2 separate regions of the Mus musculus genome follow, and region 1 is linked to region 2. The links are chromatin contacts, found by Hi-C or POLR2A ChIA-PET in ENCODE. All regions are on one chromosome and are shown on one strand. Each heading gives the region's core, a stretch centred on a gene start or an enhancer-like site at or near the end of the contact. The rest is flanking DNA. Distances are from core to core; before and after follow the strand shown.

Region 1 (4,807 bases), core at 402-2,901, 35 kb before region 2:
CCTCTATTCCTGAGACATCTTTGCCCTTCCTCCCCCACTGGGGGTTTGGGGGCTAGCCCACTCTTTTGAGCACCCCCGTCCCCTCAAATGCTGGACAGTGGAGCTGCCCAGCCGATCCTGTCCTAGACTGCACCCTGCTCCCCGCGGTCCGGCTTCTCAGGCAGGTTGAGTACAAATGGAAAGAGTACGCCCCGGACATCCAGGGGGGATCCCAGGGGCTCGGGCTCAAAGCTGCCACCAGGTCCCATATCGCTGCCAGCCTCGGTGTCCTGAGAAGGCACGAAACGCCAGGTCCCGGCGCGGCTCACACAGTAGATGGTACCATCCAGGGCAACACAACGAAAGGGCTGGAGGCCTGCGGGTGCGCCAGGGGGCCTCAGGTGTACAGCACATTGGCTCCATTGCTTGGCCAGGCAATGGTAGCGGAAAACGCTGACCCCGCCACCTGAACCGACTGCAGCCTGAGCTTCCCCACGGCTCCCACACAGGTCAAAGCGATAGAGGAAGCCGTCGAGGGCCACCATGTCGGCAGAGCGCTCTCGGCTGCTGCTGCATGGGCACTCCTGCCACTCGTCGCGCCGGGGGTCGTACTTGAGCAGGCGGTAGAAGAGTGAGCCCCCGGACACATAAATCTCTCCGTTACAGGTGGCAGCCTCGTGGGCCACTGCGAAGGCGCCACGGGGAAGCGGGGCCACCGCCGTCCATCGGTCAGCTCGCGGGTCGTAGCGCTCCACGCTGAGCAGGCACTCGCCACCCACGGCATACAGGTGGCCGTCCAGGGCCAGCAGCTGCACCTGCGAGCGTGCCTGGCGCAGCGGCCGCACAGTACTCCAGGAGTCGGTGACCGGGTTGTAGCAATACACCTGGTCCGACGGGCGCGCGCGGCCATCGGGACCCGCAGGAGCCACACCGCCCGCCAGGAAGAGGTAGTTGAAGAGCACGCAGAGGCCGCAGCCGCGCGCTGGCGCGCCCTCGGGCAGCCGGGTCAGCTCGCGCCACTCCCCGGCCTCCGCCTGGTAGCAATAAACGGCCGCGTCCCCGCGCGACTCTGCGTCCCCGGACGGGCTCTGCGGTCGACTGCCAGAGCGCTCCCCGGTTGTCCCGAGCGCAGCGGCCAGCAGACAAGCGCGGCCGGTACACAGGCGGCGCCGCAGCAGCAGATCGCGTTCTGCACCGGACAGGCGGCCGAATACGGCGGGCTCGCGCAGCACCTCCAGGTAGTGGTCGCTCATGAAGCGGTAGGCGGCGTCGCGCAGCTCGGTCAGCCGCTGCCGCTTGCCTGCGCTCAGCACCTCGTAGCAGTTGTCCAGGCTCAGCTGCGGCGCCATGGCCTCGGTGGCGCGCTGCGCAGCGCCGGGCAGCTGGAGGCGGCGCGCGCCGGCCACCACCTCGGCCACGTTGTCGGGCCGCACGCCCGCCATGCGCCCGCTGTATGCGTCGGCCAGCAGTAGCCGCAGGGCAGTGAAGCTCACGCCTTGCACCCGCAGCACGTCCCGGGATGCGCGCGCGCGGAAGTAGTCGCTGCGTGCGGCCAGCACCGCCTTATGCGCCCGTAGTCGGCGACCGGCCACCTCGATGACCAGGTCGGGTTCTCCGTGCACCGACCCGACCCCGGGCGGCACAGGCACGGGCTCCCCAAGCTCGTCCAAAGACTCGAGTTCCACGGGACGCGCGTGCTCGTGTCGGGAAGGGGGATCCTCCGGCGACGCGGGCTCTTCCGGGCGCGCGCACTCCTCCGGGGACTCTGGGGACGCGGCGCTGCTGACATCCCACTGCGTCTCCACCACACGCAGGTCGCTGCGGAGAGAAGGCGGAGAGGCTTCGGAGCCCTCCGCGGCAGAGGCGCGAGACTGCGGCGGGGAGTCGTCCCCGGAGCTGAAGCACAATGAGGCGCTGAGACTGCAGGGTGTCTGCGCTGTGGACGCAGCGCCCTCTTCCTCGGCTGGCAGAGGGAGGCTGTCCTCTCCAGGAGTCCTAGGCTCAGTCCCCGAGTAGAGGACGAAAGGCGCCACCGAGTTCTCCATGAGTGGGTTGTGTTGTGTGCAGTCGGCCAGCTCAGGAGCTAGACATGCCTGGTGAAGTCTGAGGTTTGCCCTGGGGTCTCTGGCAGCACATACCCTTTCCTTGGCACCGGATCAGATTTCACATATGTCCACCCCCTGATCACGCCACTCCCACCTTGCCCTTCCCACTCTCCTCTCTTGTGAGGAGGACTCGCCCAACTCTCTGAACTTTCGAAAGAGGAACCTCAACTCAGGCTATATCCGTTGGGGCGGAGGTGACCCAGCCTGGTAGCAACAAGGGTTTTGGGGTTTTTGCTTTGCTTTGTTTTGTTTTTTTTGCAGTTTGCACATCCGACAGACCTGAGCTGAGGCTCCCTTGTGTTGCTCCTTTGGAGAACTGAGGTTAAGTGTGTCTGGTCCACAGCATGCCCTTCCTTGGACTCTGTGTGAACCCACTGAGTCACCTTGTATCACAGTACTGTAGACCCAGGACCAACAAATCCTCCAGGGACGGTGACCACATTTAAATCCTTAGCTTCAGCTCTGTTCTACAGACTCCAGTTATGCAGCCCAGAATTCAGCTGAGGCTGTCTGAATCAGGGTGGCAGCTTCAAGCCCACACGGATCACCTAGGAAACCACTCCACCTATGGGCGAGTGTCTGGAAAGGCAGTTACTGTGTGTGCCCAGGTTTTCCTCATTTGTCATCTGGAGCCTCTGCTGCTTCCTTCCACGTCAGGTTTCCCACATCACTCTCCACATTCTTGCTCCTGTCTGCAGAAGGAAAGAGGGAAGATTTGAGTTTCATTGTTGAGTGAAACGCTTTTAAAACCCAGGCCCTCCGCCAGTTGCAGTTAGCACCCTAGTCTGGTGGCCACGTGTCTGATCACCACTGGAGTTTGGTGGACAGGGAATACATAATCACTCAGCCTTCCTCCAGGCGCAGGACTAAAAAGAACCCAGTTCATGCTCCCTGAGGCTCCACCTGCTACCCCTGTGTGGTCATTATTGCAATCAAGTCTCTTCCTCAGAAAGGCAACTGCCAAATAGCATGAAGGCAACCAAAGAAGGTATGGGTGGGTGTCTGAATCCCTAAGAACACTAGGCGGAGTTCTCCTGCCCTGGCACACACTGGCCTCTGCCTTGCTGGCGATCTGAGGGGCAGGTTGTTGTGGTCCAGCTGTATTCTAGCCTTCTGAAGAGGTTGACTAGGAAGAGCAGAGCCGGCTCGGCCTGACACTTATGTAGAGAATCACTTGTCCCCCTAGGCAAGGGAGAAGACGCATTCAGGTGCTCTCCTTACATGTGTCATAACCTGCTCTACACACACACCATTACACAAGTGCTGAGATGGTTCGAGTGTGACCTGCCCCTCTCCGGCTTACGTGTAAACACAGGGTTCCCAGCCAGTGCTGCTGCTGGAGGTGACTGGATGCCTGAAGGAGAGGGTATGCCCAAACTTTTGACACTGAGACAGGATGTTGGCATCTACGGAGTTCCTTGGGGAGACCTGCACAGTCACATTAACCCACCCCCTAAAAGTTTTTTATAAACCCTCATGGTTTAAGTTATGAATTTGATTTGGGCCACATTCCTTGCTATCCGAGTGTGTGTGTGTGTGTGTGTGTGTGTATGCATCTGTTTAGGAGCTGGGGCTATGGCTCAAGGGTTATAGCCCACCCCTCGCCCACCTAGTTTTCTGCTTTCTCATCTGCCAGGACATGACAAACCCTGGGCAGACTGTCACCCCCATAGACGAAGCCCGTGCTGTCACACCTACCACATGTAATCGACCATGCTGTCACACCTACCACATATAATGGACCATGACCCTTTTAAGCAGCAGACCCAAACAACACTCTTCCCTTGTTTATCGGGTATTCCTTATAGTGAAGAAGATAACATAGAAGTATGTAGGGTGAAGCATGCCCACCCACACCCAGCAACTCCAGCCACTCTGCCACTGATGTTTATCACAGAACTTGGAGACGTTCAGTTCCCTTCATTCCAGATCTGTTTCATGTGGCATGTCCCACCCCCCACACCCCCCGTGCACTGTAGTAAGAGCCTCCAGAGATGTAACCTTAGGGGAGCTTGTGAACCTGAAACCTTGGGTCAGAGGACTCCACGGAGGAGGACACAGGTCGTGATGTTCTCTGGATGATCTGTGACCACCCCAGTGAAGCTTCCACCCAGCTCTGTCAGTCCAGGGAACAGAAGGGCTTGCTGGCCCATAGCAATGAGGATGTGAGGGTGACTGCAAACAGAGAGGTGCACCAGCAGCCCAAAGGCTGTCAAGCTTCTCCTCTGGGCTTAGCCACTGAAGGCAATGGAAGTCAGAAGCAGGACATACTGTGTCTCCTGTGGAAATGTCTGGAAACCTCACTGTATGAGCAGAAGCCGGGCCTTCTTCACACTACCTCTGGGAGAGACCGCAGACCATCAACCTTAGAAAGCTGTCTGACCTGGGGAGTGGTCTCAGAATGACCAGGCTCCCTGGCTTGACAGTCCCTGGAATGTGCAGATGATAAGACCATGGTATCTTTATGTTCCTTCAAAGCCTGAGAGGGGAACCAAGCAACAGAAGACTCTAAAAGGGAAGCTTGGGATTGGCTGTTTAAAGATCCTGGAGAAAGTATGAAGCCTGAAAGAAGGTTCAATAAGTGAGCAGAGTGTACACACCTAAGCTATGCTAAGGCAAAGGTATGGTCTGGCCCACACCTATGGAACCTGTCTCTATTCACTAGGTCTGGGATCAACTGACTCTAGCTCCTCCTACCCATTCAGGGAAAGGAAACTCAGTTA
Region 2 (5,245 bases), core at 867-3,366:
ACAGCCCCCATCCAGTCCCCATCCACACATAGCCATGAGCACAAGCTAACTCACAGCCCCCATCCACACATAGCCATGAGCACAAACTAACTCACAGCCCCCATCCACACATAGCCATGAGCACAAGCTAACTCACAGCCCCCATCCACACATAGCCATGAGCACAAGCTAACTCACAGTCCCCCATCCACACATAGCCATGAGCACAAGATAACTCACAGCCCCCTGATGACTAGGGCCGTGGCACTTAGAAGACTCACACTCATTTTTTTTTTTTAATAGGAAACTTGGCCCTTTGACTTGACTGCATCACTTCTGGACGCTGTATCCGCTCCACGGGGACACAGGAGGTTGAGTGTGGCCCAGCACCTCTGTCACCCCTCTCTGCTTGCTCTGAGTTCAGAGGACAGGACAGGAAACACCTGTGCAGCAACCCCGGGGCTGCCTGGGGCCTTCCCACACTGCAGCCACACCTTCTGTTTCTTTGCTCGCTGAGTCCCACGCCTGCCCCTGGCTAAGGTCTACTGCTGGGCCGAGAGTGCACAGTGTGGTGGTTTACGTTAGGAGCCTGTGCCGAACGGCCTCAGAACTGAATTCTACGAGGAAGGGGAAGGCGACCTTCTGAGACCCCAATTCATGTGGTCCACAGGGTGGTCTTAGAGGAGAGTGCTCTGATTAAGTTCTGATGGTTACAGCATCTTTTTTTTTTCTCGAAATTTTGTTCTTTTTGGCTCAGTGTGTCTCCATCAGCAGGACCCAGTTGGGTTTTTACAATGACATGAAAAGACGCTTGCCTGTGCTGTTTCCACACACGCCTGCGTGGGCACTTTCTGCGCGCAGTAGTACATTAGTGGCTCAAACACTCAGGCTGCGGTGAACACTGCTCTGAAACACTGTCTTTATTCTATCTAAACCACAGCGTTTGTGTGTGTGTGTGTGTGTGTGTGTGTGTGTGTGTGTGTGTGTGTGTGTGTGTGTGCCAGAGATCAGACAGCCCACCAGGCATGTTCTGGGATGCTAGGAACTACTGTTGGACATGGGAGACAGAACGGGGGTTCTCGTTCAGGCAGAGTTCGACTGGGTTAGTCTTCCCTAGTGGCCAGGCTGGGGATAGCTCCACAAGACCACTGGAAGAACACTGGAGGCTGAGAGCCTGATAAGGCCTCCCAAAGGTGGAGTGGAAGCCACTTAATAGCTGGCACAAGACACTGCAGAATGTCTTCCCTTCAGCCCCAGGCTTCCCAGTCCATTCTGGTCTGACACACCTGTCTGTCCCACCCACACACGAATAAGAAGCACAACGAGCTACACAGAAGCAGATCAAAATCTGTGACAGAGGGTCTCCCCCACCCCTGCTGTGTCCAACATGACTTCTATCAGTCCATCGTCCACGGCTGTGACCAAATACCTGACATTAGCAACTTAAAAGGACAAATGACTCCGGCCCATGCTTTCAGTAGTTCCATGGCTTCTATGCTGCTGGCAAGCCAGCATATGACAGAAGGGTGTGTGGAGGAAAGCTGTTCATCTCATGATAGCTGAGAAAGGTTAGGAGCTGTGTGGAGGAGTGGGGTGGGGGGCATGTGTCCAAGGCATTCCTCCAGCAACACGCCTCCTCTAACTACACCCCATTTCCTAGTTTCCTCTACCTCTCAACACCATTGAAGTATGAAGCCACCGTTGGATTAGGCCAGAGCCCTCATGGTCCAACTGTCCCTAACCTTAAACCCACAGGCTGTCAAGGGGCAGTGCTATATTCAAACCATAACACTTTCAAGAGACTCTGGCATGCCCTTTGATCGGTGAGGTGGGTGGGCCTCTGGAAAATGGAAAACAGTCCCATGAATCTGGTGGTGCCAAGGAGGGCCAGGCTTTGTAGGGAAGGTTGGGAACAGTCAATGCTTGGCCAACTGGAAGCAGAGCAGGAGGCTGAGGAGGGGCAGCCATGGCTACAGGCGAGCGGAAAGAAACACAAGAGTGCCCTGCAGTGCACCTCAGCTACAGACAGAACACTGCACACCCGAGCCGGCCGGTTAGTCAGTGTTTCCCAGTCAGCACTGGCTGCCTGCCTGGGAGGGAGGAGCCTGTACCCACACCGGGTCAGTACCAGGCAGGGGAGAGGAAGTGGGCAAGTGTGCCCTCGCACGTTCGTACGCACCCTGCTGGCCTGAGTCAGTAGCAAGGATTGCCAGTGGATCTGCTCGGAAGCCGGACAGAGGAGAGCAGCCCACAGGTCATTTTTTTTAAATTAGGTACACACCGAGGTCATGGGAAACACCAGTTAACAGAGGGTCGGCAAGATGGAGAGCCTCACAGCTGCCTCACTGTTCACCTGATGGTCTTGCTGTTCCATTGCACTGTATCATGTACGAGGATTATTTTCATAAACACACACACACTCACACACACACACACACACACACACACACACACACACACACTTCACTCACTGGCCAATGCCTCCTTCTCCCAGTCTCTGACAGAAACTGCAGGCAGATGAACACAAGGCAGCCCCCACCCTCACCCACCCACCCCTTCCCCTGCCCTCAGATGGAGGCACTGTGTGACCCCACACATTCCTGTGGTTGGTTCTCAGGATTCCAGGAACCATGGCAACCACAGCTGCTTCCCTGGAGGCCACAGGGCACCAGAGTCAGGATCTGGGCCCCAGAACAATCTAACTCCTGTCCCTTCCCATGTCAATAGAGAGTGCAGGGCATTCTCTGGCCGGATGCAAGCATGTGCTGGCGGCTGGTGACTCTGACACGGTTTCTGTCTAAGGGCGAGGACAGATGCCAACAGCAAACACCTGTCCAGATGATCCACAGAAGCATGCTGGGGGCGGGGGGCAGCCTTGATGCTGAATCACTTTTGTTTTCTAAAAATAACATGTATTTAAAAAAAAAACCCTCCATATTCCTAACGAAATAAAATAGCCTACAATTATCTAAAAAAAAAAAAAAAAAACGGTCAGCGGCCAATCCCACAGGGAAATGCTGGTCAGCAGCCCTAGATGCCTTGTGTCCTCAGGTCTCAGCAGATCTTATCAGTTGGCACCTGTCTTGCCTCTCTGCCTCCCCATCACTCCTCATGTCGGCATCATGACCCCTGAGTTGTTGTTATGCTTTTCCAAGGCGCCTGGAATGGCTTAGCAAACGCTATCCAACACATGAGTTGACAAGTGGCCACGCCCCCACGCCCATCACTTACTTTCTAACTCCGCCCATTACTGTGCTCACTGTTCCCATCTTTCTCCCACGCTCCCCCTGCAGCCTGTTAGGCAGAACCCTGTGGACAAAGGGCCAGCAAGATGCACTTGAGCCTCTCCCTACAAGACCATCCTCCCCAAATCCACCCTGGCATGGCCTCTCTCCTCTCCCTGTTCAAAGTTTTCAGTGATTCCTATTGGCCATGGATATATTTAGGACGATTTATTTTTCCCGGTCTTGCCTCTGGTGCCACTATGTGGTCCACTGTGGCCATTAATGCAGTCTTCATTATATTTGTAGACAGGATGTATACCTGTCTTTACAGGCTACATGTTCATATACATGCTCACACATGAAGCCATGCCAAGTACTACACACAGTAGCTGTGCGCCTATACACACAGGGCACATGTGAACACCCAGGGGCTATGGTCCACATTGGCTATGTGTGCCTTAGCAGCTGATGTCCCTTGAACATCTGCTGCCCTTTCCCCTTCCTTCTGAGGGACCCGGTTGCAGGCTGTATGAGGGACAAGGACATTAGAACCCTGCCTTCCTGGGGGCAGTACCTGGCAGCATGCTATGCACAGGGGCATCAATGTTGACATCCTGCAGGTGCTTCAAGGTCTCTGTGTGGAAGAGGCGGAGGGTGGACCCCGAGGTGAAGGCAATCCAGATGCCAACGCCAGCCACAGCCATGTGGGAGATGACCATCCCTTCATCTTGGTGGGCCTCCAGCTGATTCTGGGGGAATGGAGGAAATGAGGTCACACAGGGTATCGAGGGGTACAGCCAGAGTCTACAACAGTGCTGAGGGCAAAGATGCCACACGGCGGGGCTAGGCTGAGTCACTCCTGGGGATCATGGGGTCTGGGTAGAGATCAAACCCGTGACTGTCAGAGCAGTGGCCTCCGTTCACAGCCACAGAATAGCACCCGTGGGCACAACGCTCTTGAGGCTTCCCCGAGCAGGCAAGTCACTCACAGAACCCAACGCTACTTGCCTTTTATCATGGTACCTTCACAAGCTGAGAGAACAAACTCAACACAACATGAAAGGGGCTACAGGGCGAATGGCTGCTGGCTTAGATCCCTAAGGAGACCCAGCCCACTGAGCAGCACAGCCGTGGGTACCTGGGAGGAGGTCCTTCTCTCCAATCCAGATAAAGCCTGCCGCTCTCCCTCAGACGTAACAGTCCTAGGGTTGCTTCCCTTGAGCCCTGCCTGAAGCAAGCAGCCCTGCCCACAGGGCACTCATTCCCCAATGGGCACCCTCACGGCATCGTTACCGCACAAGGCCTTGCTGGCACACCTCAGCTATACGGTCATCTTGAGACCAGAGGGGGTGTAGAGGCCAAAGCCAAGCCAAGGTGCGGCGTAACAGCACCACAGAAAGTCAAGTAATTCACAGTCAGCATCAATCTTGCCTCTCTAAATCTCAACAACTTAAAATGCTCAGGGGTGGGGGTGAGGGGAGAGACGGGGACAGACATAGCTCTGTGTCCTAAGAGAACAAGGGTGCGCAGCACATGACCCATCAATCGCAGAGGCAACAGGCTTGCCAAGGTTGCAGTAACCCACACCCACACAGATGCTCCCAGAAGAGCTGGGCTGAGCTAAGCTACAGCCTGCATTAACTGTATCTCATTTCAATGGAAGATTCCAGGGTAGGAGTGGCTTTGCTTGTCTGTGGTGGCAGAACCCAGGTTAGGAGCTGTATGGGGATGTCTCCCAACCTTGTCTCCTCGGCCTGTTTTTCAGGCTGCTTGATGCTGGCACACACAAACTAGATTGATTTTTGGATATTGATCTTGTAACCTCCGACCTTGCTGAATTTTAGGTTTTCTTGTTGTTGTTGATGTTTTGTTTGATTTTTTTAATCTGCCAGTGTTGTCCCAGATTCCTTAGGGATTCTGTATTCAAGACTATAGCTTAGCAAATTCTCCTCCGTCCAACCCGACAACACCCACTCAGCCCAACCCCAGCATCTCAGGTAATAACAGTCAACTCTGTGTGGGCAGAGGAGGAGGCGGGCCCC

What was found. A loop is a pair of places that touch in the nucleus more often than their neighbours do. ChIA-PET counts read pairs that join two places held with the same protein, here RNA polymerase II (POLR2A).
Region 1: a loop to region 2 is called in a map of heart, with 2.0 times the contacts of the local background. The contact joins two enhancer-like sites. A Hi-C loop is called at or near these places in 13 of 37 maps with a recorded cell type or tissue (Patski, T-helper 17 cell, gastrocnemius and 4 more). POLR2A ChIA-PET finds 5 or more read pairs at or near these places in 2 of 5 experiments (Patski and embryonic stem cell).

Annotation. Positions count from the first base shown.
Region 1 is chr8:15,024,620-15,029,426 of GRCm38, reverse strand. It overlaps Kbtbd11 (kelch repeat and BTB (POZ) domain containing 11), which reads right to left. Exons shown (of 2, transcript NM_029116.2): 2 at 1-2,776. The coding sequence starts at 2,024. The coding sequence ends at 123. Among named protein-coding and RNA genes, the nearest start is that of 5830468F06Rik, 5.4 kb to the right of the region's middle. Within about 2 kb of position 1,651, at least 1 of the 3 ENCODE cell types and tissues checked has a DNase peak (open chromatin) inside an H3K27ac peak, as active enhancers do; it is heart, where a contact is called at or near this core.
Region 2 is chr8:14,989,767-14,995,011 of GRCm38, reverse strand. It overlaps Arhgef10 (Rho guanine nucleotide exchange factor (GEF) 10), which reads right to left. Exons shown (of 29, transcript NM_172751.3): 27 at 3,778-3,952. It overlaps Gm35149 (a long non-coding RNA gene), which reads left to right. Exons shown (of 2, transcript XR_001778521.2): 2 at 283-878. Among named protein-coding and RNA genes, the nearest start is that of Gm35149, 4.2 kb to the left of the region's middle. Within about 2 kb of position 2,116, at least 1 of the 3 ENCODE cell types and tissues checked has a DNase peak (open chromatin) inside an H3K27ac peak, as active enhancers do; it is heart, where a contact is called at or near this core.